2 separate regions of the Homo sapiens genome follow, and region 2 is linked to region 1. The links are chromatin contacts, found by Hi-C or POLR2A ChIA-PET in ENCODE. All regions are on one chromosome and are shown on one strand. The core of a region is the stretch at or near the end of the contact, and the rest is flanking DNA. Distances in the headings are between cores, read along the strand shown. Region 1 overlaps ERC1 (ELKS/RAB6-interacting/CAST family member 1). Region 2 overlaps ERC1 (ELKS/RAB6-interacting/CAST family member 1).

Region 1 (4,427 bases), core at 1,394-3,893:
TTATACATCCCTGTTATACTAGATAATAGACAATCAGGGTTAGAAAAACACCACCACCACCACCTTAGAAACAAGCTGACTCAAATCATCTTGCAATCCTGAATCCTTTTTATAACCCAACTGAGTAGCTTCTCTCCAGTCAAAAGGACTTATTTCAAATATGGCTGCCCATTCTTTTTGTGGAGAGATCTAGGAAGTTTCACTTTCTGTTAAACTTAAACCTGCCTTCTTGTAATGTTTACAATTAAACACTGTAATGGTAATGAAATGGATGTCGCATTCAAACGTATTTACCTCTTGTAATGGTGCAGCGATGGGTGGAGCTTGGTGTAACTGGCAGCACTGCTCATGGGGTAACACCGACTCAGCCCACACAAAGCTCCACCTGCCACGGCACCATTTTGCGGCTGCCTGTGGGTGTTACCTTGGGGTTGGCTATTTAGGCTAATACTTGTATTTTCAATACTCCTGTGCCTCTCAATTTTCACAAGAGGATTAAAATCTTAATCCTAGTTTACTGATTTAAGTTTTTAAAAACTTTTTATTTTAAAATAATTTCAAAAGAACATCTTATACCAGAAAGTAAGGAAGTTTTCCAAGAGTAGTGGGCATATATTAGAAGGATGCGGGAAACATCTTGGAGAATTTGAGCATTGAAATAAATGATTATAAAATATTATAACTCACTGAATAAAACAGAAATCTTTAAGTCTATTCTGGTATAAATTTCACCTGGATTCCTTAACTGCTAACATTTTACATTTGTCATATCATTCATTAATTAATTCTCTATCTTGATAAATATACATGTGTATACACATCTGTCTCTATCTGTATCGTTATCTGTATCTCTATCTATATCACTCTATGTATGTTTCCTGGTGTTAAATTCAGGTGATTGTTTGGCAAGAGTACCACCTGTGTTCTTCTCTGTGCCTATGATGAAGAGGCACACATTGACGTGTCCCACTACTGGAGATGCTAACCTTAATCACTTGGTTTAGATGGTATGTGTCAGATTTTTCCAATGTAAATTAACTATAAATACTTTGTGCTAATTAACTGACATACATTTTTGTGTGTTTGACGAGATACTTTCAGTCTATGCAAATAGTCTGTTCTTAGTCAACCTTCACCTGGTGTTTTCACATTCATTGATGATACCTGCCTAAATCAGTCACTACTATAATGGTGCCAAATGCAGATTCTCTAATTCCATAATTCCGTCTACATTATGCTGGCATTCAACCACAGGGTGGAGTTTTCCTTTCTCCCCCATTTACTTGTTCATTCATTCATTCATTCATTCATTCACTTCTTTATACCATCACAGACTCAAAGATTTCTATTTTATTCAATAGAATATTGATTATTTCTAGTCCAGAGATCTGAAAGAAATTTCTCCCCCTGGGTCCTCATAAAAAGTCTAATTGTAAGCAACATCTTCAGCATCCTTTCATATATATAGCCATGAGGTTCAGAGATTTCTTTTTTAAAAAAAATCTCAGCAATATCATAATGTCAAAGTTCATTTCATAGAAACCATTTTCTAGGAGACCCTAAATTAAATATTGCTGCCCAAGTACTCAGAAACCTAATGTATTATTTGATATAGGAAATAAATTTTCAAGTCTTTGGAAAGATTTAGGCAATACTCTCTCTATATTAGTTGTTATAATCTGTTACTATCTTTACTTATTTTGATGCTCGAATTCCTCAAGATTTTCCCCATGTTGTTTTGATACATCCCCACCACTCTTGGAATGCTTCCTTACTTTCTGGTATAAAACTGTTCTGGGATTATCACGTGCTTTCCCACACACAGCCCTAGACTCAGTCATTTCCCCAAAGAGCTCTGGTTCCTTCTGGTGGGAAAAGGCATCTAGACCAACATTTGAGTAGTAAGTGAGCTCTCTGTTACTGGGTGTCACTGCTTCCAGGTCCCTTCAGCAGATAAGGTTAGAAAATACATACATGCTTTGGGAAGCCAAGGTGGGTGGGTCACCTGAGGTCAGGAGCTCAAGACCAGCCTGACCAACATGGAGGAACCCTGTCTCTACTAAAAATACAAAATTAGCCGGGCATGGTGGCGCATGCCTGTAATCCGATTCAGTTACTCGGGAGGCTGAGGCAGGAGAATCACTTGAACCTGGGAGGTGGAGGTTGTGGTGAGCCAAGATCGTGCCATTGCACTTCAGCCTGGGCAACAAGAGCGAAACTCCATCTCAAAAAAAAAAAAAAAAGAAAATACATACATGTGTATATGTGTATACATACACATATACACATATATAAACACACATACACACAGAGAAATCTAAATCTATTTATCTGTTAAAAACCATGAATTCATATCAATACCTCTAAAAACAATCCAATACGATAGGATTTGTCTTTACTCTTTCTATATCTGGTACTCTTATCTCCTATAATAACAAACACACTATCCTCAATATATTAGCTCCAATATATTTACTCATTTGCTTGATCTCCTGGTATGTAACCAGTCTCTCAACCATGTGGGCCACTTTCTTGGCCCTGGCCTGCTATTTCCACTCATGCTAGCTGAATCCTCAGCCCTCGCCTCCCAAAAATGTTGGCCATGTGGGCTGGCTTCTTGGTCTCAGCATGACAAACACACCAGCTATGCTAGCAGAATCCATGGTCCTGCCAAATGCCCAGGGCATGATCCTGAGGACCAGCTCCACTACCAAATATGCCAACCATGCTGGTCAAACCCAGTGCCTTTGTCCTGCCAGTCATTTTGGCTATATCAGTTGAACACTTGGCACCAGCCTCACTGACCATGCCAGCTGATTCCTCAGCCACCATTAAGGGGAAGGGGCAGATTGACTAACTTTTTTTTCTTTTTCTTTTTCTTTTTTTGAGACAGGGTCTCGCTCTGTGGCTCAGGCTGGAGGGCAGTGGTGCTATCTTGGCTCACTGCAGCCTCAACCTGCTGGGCTCAAGTGACCCTCCCACTTCAGCCACCCAAGTAGCTAGGACCACAGGCATGCACCACCATACTTGGCTAATTTTTTTTTTCCTTTTTCGATTAACTTTTAAAGTGTATGACTCTATACTTGAACACTGAATAGCTGCATTCTGGTATCTGTCAAAGACTAGATCCTAAACATATTGCTGCTTAATGTATAAAAAAATGGTTGAGACAACTAATATTTAGAGAGTACTGCCTAAATCTTTCCAAAGACTTGAAAATTTATTCCCAATATTAAATAATATATTAGATATTTGAGTAGCAATATTTACGGTCTCCTAGAAAACGGTTTTTATGAGATGAACTTTGGCCTTATTATATTGCTGAGATGTTTCTTAAAAAAAGAAGTCTTCTGAACCTCACGGCTGTACATATGGAAGGATGCTGAAGATGTTGCTTACGATCAGATTCTTTATGAGGACCCATGAGGGAGGAATTTCTTTTTCTGTTTCTGTTTTAATATCGTGGGGTACTATAAACTGCATACTACAGACATGTCACTTAATGGTGGGGATACATTCTGAGAAATGCATCGTCAGGAGGTCTTGTTGTGGGAACATCACAGACTGACTTACACAGACCTAGGTGGTATAGCTGCTACACACCGAGGGTGTCTGGTACAGCCTATTGCTCCTAGGCTACAAACCTGTACAGCATGTGACTGTACTACGTACTGTAGGCAACTGGAACACAGTGGTATTTCTGGATCCAAACATATCTAAACATAGACAAGGTACAGTAAAAATATGGTCTTATCATCTTACGGGAGCACTGTGGAACATGGGGTCCGTCATCGACTGAAATATTGTTATGTAGCACATGACAATAATTAAATCTCTGACAATGCCTGCGAGCTCACTCCTGGCTTCACCTTATTTTTTCTCTCTTCATTTTCTCTAGATTATTAGAATTATGGGGATGGGAATGCAAGAGAACACAGTTCTTCTGGTGATTCTGAGGGCCCCACCCTCTCTGAGAGCTGCCACCCTCTTTGAGAAGTACAGCTCCAGAACCACTCACTGCATCTGGAGTACTGTGAGACTCAGATCCGAGCTTCTGCTTGCTTATTCCATCTTCTGATGTGTGCTCCCCCTTGGCCTCACATTACAACAATATTATAAATATAACTTCCAATTTTATATAATTCAAAAGAAGTAAAAAACATAACATGAACTAGATAAGAAAATTACCTTGAAGAGATAAAATAATGGCTGTTCTTCAATGTATACAAGATATTTAGAAATAATATCTTCTTGGTCATAGGGTGTCTCAAATCTGACCTGACCCAAGTTTACTCAGCTGCTGGAACTTGACAAGATTGCAGCTAGGGGTAAGGTGGCCCTGAATTCATTATTTCAACAACATACGCTTGGTAGAATCTACAGACAGGAAACCCAAAGAAACAGAAACCAAATACTTAAGCCTTCAA
Region 2 (4,558 bases), core at 1,309-3,808, 39 kb before region 1:
ACTTAATCTTTCATTTCTAGTTTCTCTGCCAGAAAAGCAGGTGAAGGGAGGCAAAATACAGACCTCATGTTGAGTAACTGAAGATTGAGTGATGCCCTTTCTAAAGGGCCCACCTGCCTGGATGCGGTAAAAACAATGTCCCATGTCAGCTGGTGCTTTGGCTAACACCTATATCCCAGCACTTAGGGAGGCTGAGGAGGGAAGATTGCCTGAGCTCAGGATTCAAGACCAGTCTGGGCAACATAGTGAGACCTCATCTCTACAAGAGTTTAAAAAATTAGTTGGGCATGGTGGCACACACCTGTTATCCCAGCTCCTCAGGAGGCTGAGGCAGGAGGATCACTTGAGCCCAGGAGGTCGAGGCTGCAGTGAGCTATGATTGCAGTGCTACACTCCAGCCTGGGTGACAGAGCCAGATGTGTCTCTCAATGTATCAATAAGAACATCCTCCTTCCCTTAGGAAAGCAGAGTCCCCTCATGTAGCTTCTCTGCACGTGGCCTGGGGAGCCTCCCTCAGGTCACACGCTGGCAGCTCCAGAATGCATGTGCCCAGGGGTGTTTCCTTTGCTTTTTTATATCAGCCCCTGGGGAGGCTTTTCTTCGTCGGTAGCTGGGGAGGGGTCGGGACCACTGGGGCTGTGAGATCGTGTCTCCCAAGCTGGCCTCCTTCCTAGGGCACTGGGGATCCCCTTTCATGCTGCACCTGCGGCCACGGCCGCGCCTCGTCGCTCTGAAGCCAGGCAGTACGCATGTCCTCTGTCCACACTGGCCACTTGCTGTCCCAAGTGCCCTCCTCGTACTTTCCTACCTCCCTGGTCTTGCTCATCTGTCTTTTTGGCTTCCCTTCACCCCCTTTTCCGGCAAAATCCACCTGTTGAAGTTGTGTGACGAGCACTGCCTGCTCTCGTGCCCCACTGCACTTCACTGGGCTTAGCTGTCCCCAGCAGACTGTCCTCCCCGGGAGGTGGCCACAGCAGTGGGCTGAAGAACACACACTCTGGAGACAGAGTCGGGTGTGAATTCCAGTCTCACCACTAACATGCTGTGTGGCGCTGGGAAGGTCGTGCGTCCACTTTGTGCCTCTCCTGTAAAGTGGGATAACAGTACCCACCTTGTAGGACTGCTGTGAAGGTGAACCGACACCAAACCTGTGCAGTGCTCAGAACTGAAGCTGGCAGGTGGTCCACATGTCACTAGCTTTTATTATTTGTAGCCTGGAGTCTAGAACACAGGGAAGTACAAATTCTGAACGGAGCGCTACGGTGGCCCTTTGTGAATGCAGAGTGCTTGGATCTTCGGAGGAAGAGGCCTGTATGGGCAAGTACAGTTGAAGGATGTGAATATTTAACTGATTCAGGAAACATTCAAACACAAGAATAAGGAGAATGGACTTACAAACCCCATGCACGCAGTTCCCCAGCTTCATAATTACCGACCTCTGGCCCATCTTTTGTCTCCACGCCCTTGCTCCTCCCCGACAGACATGCTTGATTATTTTTAAGTGAATCGCAGATGTTAAGAAAGCAATTTATGCTCTGTAAAGAAAATTTCAAAAAGGAAAAAGATTATCCTACGGCACCTTCATTATGACCTAGGCTGGGGACAGGGATGAAGGAGGCATTCTTTCAGAGGTGAAGAAGAGGCTGGGAGGTCAAGCGGCAGCCCAGGGCTGCAGTCTGCGAGTCTGGGCCCTTTCCAGGACACCTGGGAAGGCTCACAAACCTCACACCAGCTTCCCCCCAGCCCCAGAGCCTATTTATTTTTTTTGAGACAGGGTTTCTCTCTGCACCTCTAGGCTGGAGTGCAGTGGTGTGATCACTGCAGCTCACTGCAGCCTCCATCTCCTGGGCTCAAGTCATCCTCTTGCCTCAGCCTCCAAAGCAGCTGGGACTATAGGCACATGCCACCATGCCCTGCTAAATTTTTAATTTATTGTAACGAGAGAGGTCTCACTATGTTGTCCAGGCTGGTCTCGAACTCCTCGCCTCAAGTGATCTTCCCACCTTGGCCTCCCAAAGTGTTGGGATTAAAGGTTTCAGCTACAGCACCCAGTCCCTAAGTAGCTCCTAATCATTTTTGAGCCAGCCTGAGATATTCCACCTCAAAAATAAAGTACTAGTTATCTTCTCTCAGTTCCGAAAAAAAATTAATGGATGGAATTCTTAAAAGTTTTCACATATTTTCTTTAAATCTATTGTCGGTGTCCACTTGCCTGCAACTGGGCACTGGTAGAATGCAGGGTGAATAAATAGTAAAAAAGATGAATGGGAAACCTTGGAAACAGCTGACCAGTGTAATCTGACAGCTTTCTGTGGACACATTTGCTTGTGGTTGTGATTTTATATTGTGCAGAATAATACATGCTCGGCTAGTAAAATTGTTCCTGCTTCATATGATGAAAGTACAAGCAACCTCAGCCCTGCAGCCGTGTCCACAGCGCCCTGTCTCCCGGGCACGTCTCCCCTGGCAGAGCTTCCCAACAGCTGCTGTGGCTGCAGAGAGCGAGGCCAGGGTGGGACCTGGGCACTGGGAGGGCCGACCGGGAAGAACGAGTTTGGACTCTCTTGCTACAATTCCCAAGAGCCAACACCCAGCGTGTGGCAGAATTTACACGGGAGAGGGAAGGAATGCAGCAAGCTGGCTTGATTCCTCTCTCGGGCAGACACAGAAGTGTGGCTAAGCAGAAAAGTAATTCTCATAAAAGAAATCCTCCAGAATAATTTCTTATTGAGCATAAAGCCCAAGACAAATCCCAAAGCTGGAAATGACAGCCGCGTCCAAGCACAGGGTTTCTCGGCTCCTTTTACTCTTGGCACACACACTTTCTGTTGACCCAGCCTGCACGCCCCAGAGTCAGTGCATCAGAACGCGCCCTGCTGAAGCTTGAGTCCCAGTCCTGGGCAAAGCCCTCCCTTGGTGGCCGCCCTTCTGGCTCTTCTACCTTGGTACAACAGCAGCACCATCCCTCAGCGCTGGGCACCTACTCTAAGCTCTGGAACAGTGAGACCTGATACGGATAACCTGGCCCGGGGCTGAGGGTAGAAAGAAGGAAAAAGGGAACCGGGAATTGACTTTAAAAGCTGCAAACCCGGAGATCAGGCGGGAAGGGAAAGGAGGCTCATGCCCGTCAGGGCTGTGATGACTCCCACACCCACCGTAAATCCTGGGACCCCTGGCCCTCGGGCTGCCTGCCATTGGAGTTGGCCTCTTGGGCACTGCAGACCTTGTCCATCTTTTCTAGCATTTGGGGACACACCTTGCCTGGATGATCAGCTGGGTGACACTCAAAGAAGGACACAGCACGGTTTTTAAATAACTTTATAATTTCCTGGTGGATTTAGTTTGTGAATAAAAAAGAAAAAATGAACAAAGTGTTTACAATAATTATCAAGGCAAAGTTGAATATAACACAATTTCTTTGTAATGTCATTATCCTGTCAGTAACACAACTCCAGCAGGAACACACACATACAGCTGAAGGCAGCGGGTGCACGTGCATCCCAGACACCACCATGGAGGCTGCTACTGTTACCAAAAGGAACTCAAGCTACAAGGGGGCAGGTGCTCCTCAGCTCCTCCACTAAAGTGCAACACTTCTCTTCTGACGCATCAGGGAGCAGTCACAGGCCCCACTGGATATCCTGCAATGCCCGGCAGGTGCCTGGGCTAGTCCTGCGATGGGCCAGCAGGCCAGAGTGGGTGGTGCTGCCCTCAGGATGTGTAGCTGCAGTAGATGGATGCAATACTGGCGTGGTGTGGAATGAGGGGCTGGACCCAGAGGGCCTGCTTTGGCCGGGGTGAATTCTCTGGCTTCAGTAGGGTTCACTTCCTTTCCTGACAGTGGCTTCTCTGGGGTCAAGAGAGAGCCTGGGCCTAGGAGATCTAGGGTCTAAAAAAGCTCAAAGGGAAATAATTGAGGGCCTGAAGCCAGAAGGAACTGACATGGAGGACAGTCTGTTCCACCTGGATTGCAGGCTCCAGGCTGGCCAGTGCTCACCCGTGCTGGGTGGTCACTGGAAGAGATAGCACCAAGTGGGCAGGAGAGGTCCTGTGGCCTGCCAGGCAGGGGCTTCAGGGTCAAGCCCAGGTTACCATGCAGTATTAGGCACACTGAGCTAGAACCCACGTCGGGTGAGGGTGGTTATGGGGTCACAAACTGTGAAACCTCTACCCAGAGGTCCTGAACATGTATAGGAAAATCCTGGCACAACTGCGAGGCTCTGAGCCCCAGATTCTCGTTCCTTTTGCTCGGCAGGTGTCTCTTGCCCAGGCAGGCACTACCCTAAGTGTGCTCCATGCTTCCTAAGCCGCCAGCCCAGGGCCACCTATGCCAGCCTGGGAGGAGGGGAGTGTGGCTGCCCCATAGCTTGAATTCCTTTATTAACAAGATATTGGTTTGCATTTTTAAAACACAGCTGTTTAATTTTTCATTTCTACAACTACGTTTTAATCTTTTAATAATCTCAACAACAGACACAATGTAACTGCCCCAATTCTCTGAATCACACAGACAATATCGACAAGCAGAGAAAGAAGAGAGGAGGTGGGATGGGACAAA

What was found. A loop is a pair of places that touch in the nucleus more often than their neighbours do. ChIA-PET counts read pairs that join two places held with the same protein, here RNA polymerase II (POLR2A). Pooled maps may share reads with other maps.
Region 2: a pooled map shows a loop between it and region 1 (5-fold over the local background). The contact joins two enhancer-like sites. A Hi-C loop is called at or near these places in 2 of 50 pooled maps. POLR2A ChIA-PET finds 5 or more read pairs at or near these places in 3 of 52 experiments (H1, PC-9 and RWPE1).

The regions. Positions count from the first base shown.
Region 1 is chr12:1,456,352-1,460,778 of GRCh38, reverse strand. All of the region lies in intron 18 of ERC1 (ELKS/RAB6-interacting/CAST family member 1), which reads right to left. LOC124902856 (a long non-coding RNA gene) reads right to left here. Exons shown (of 2, transcript XR_007063156.1): 2 at 1-4,427. Among named protein-coding and RNA genes, the nearest start is that of LINC00942, 42 kb to the left of the region's middle. Within about 2 kb of position 2,643, at least 3 of the 41 ENCODE cell types and tissues checked have a DNase peak (open chromatin) inside an H3K27ac peak, as active enhancers do.
Region 2 is chr12:1,494,677-1,499,234 of GRCh38, reverse strand. It overlaps ERC1 (ELKS/RAB6-interacting/CAST family member 1), which reads right to left. Exons shown (of 19, transcript NM_178040.4): 19 at 3,304-4,558. Among named protein-coding and RNA genes, the nearest start is that of LINC00942, 3.5 kb to the left of the region's middle. Within about 2 kb of position 2,558, at least 6 of the 41 ENCODE cell types and tissues checked have a DNase peak (open chromatin) inside an H3K27ac peak, as active enhancers do.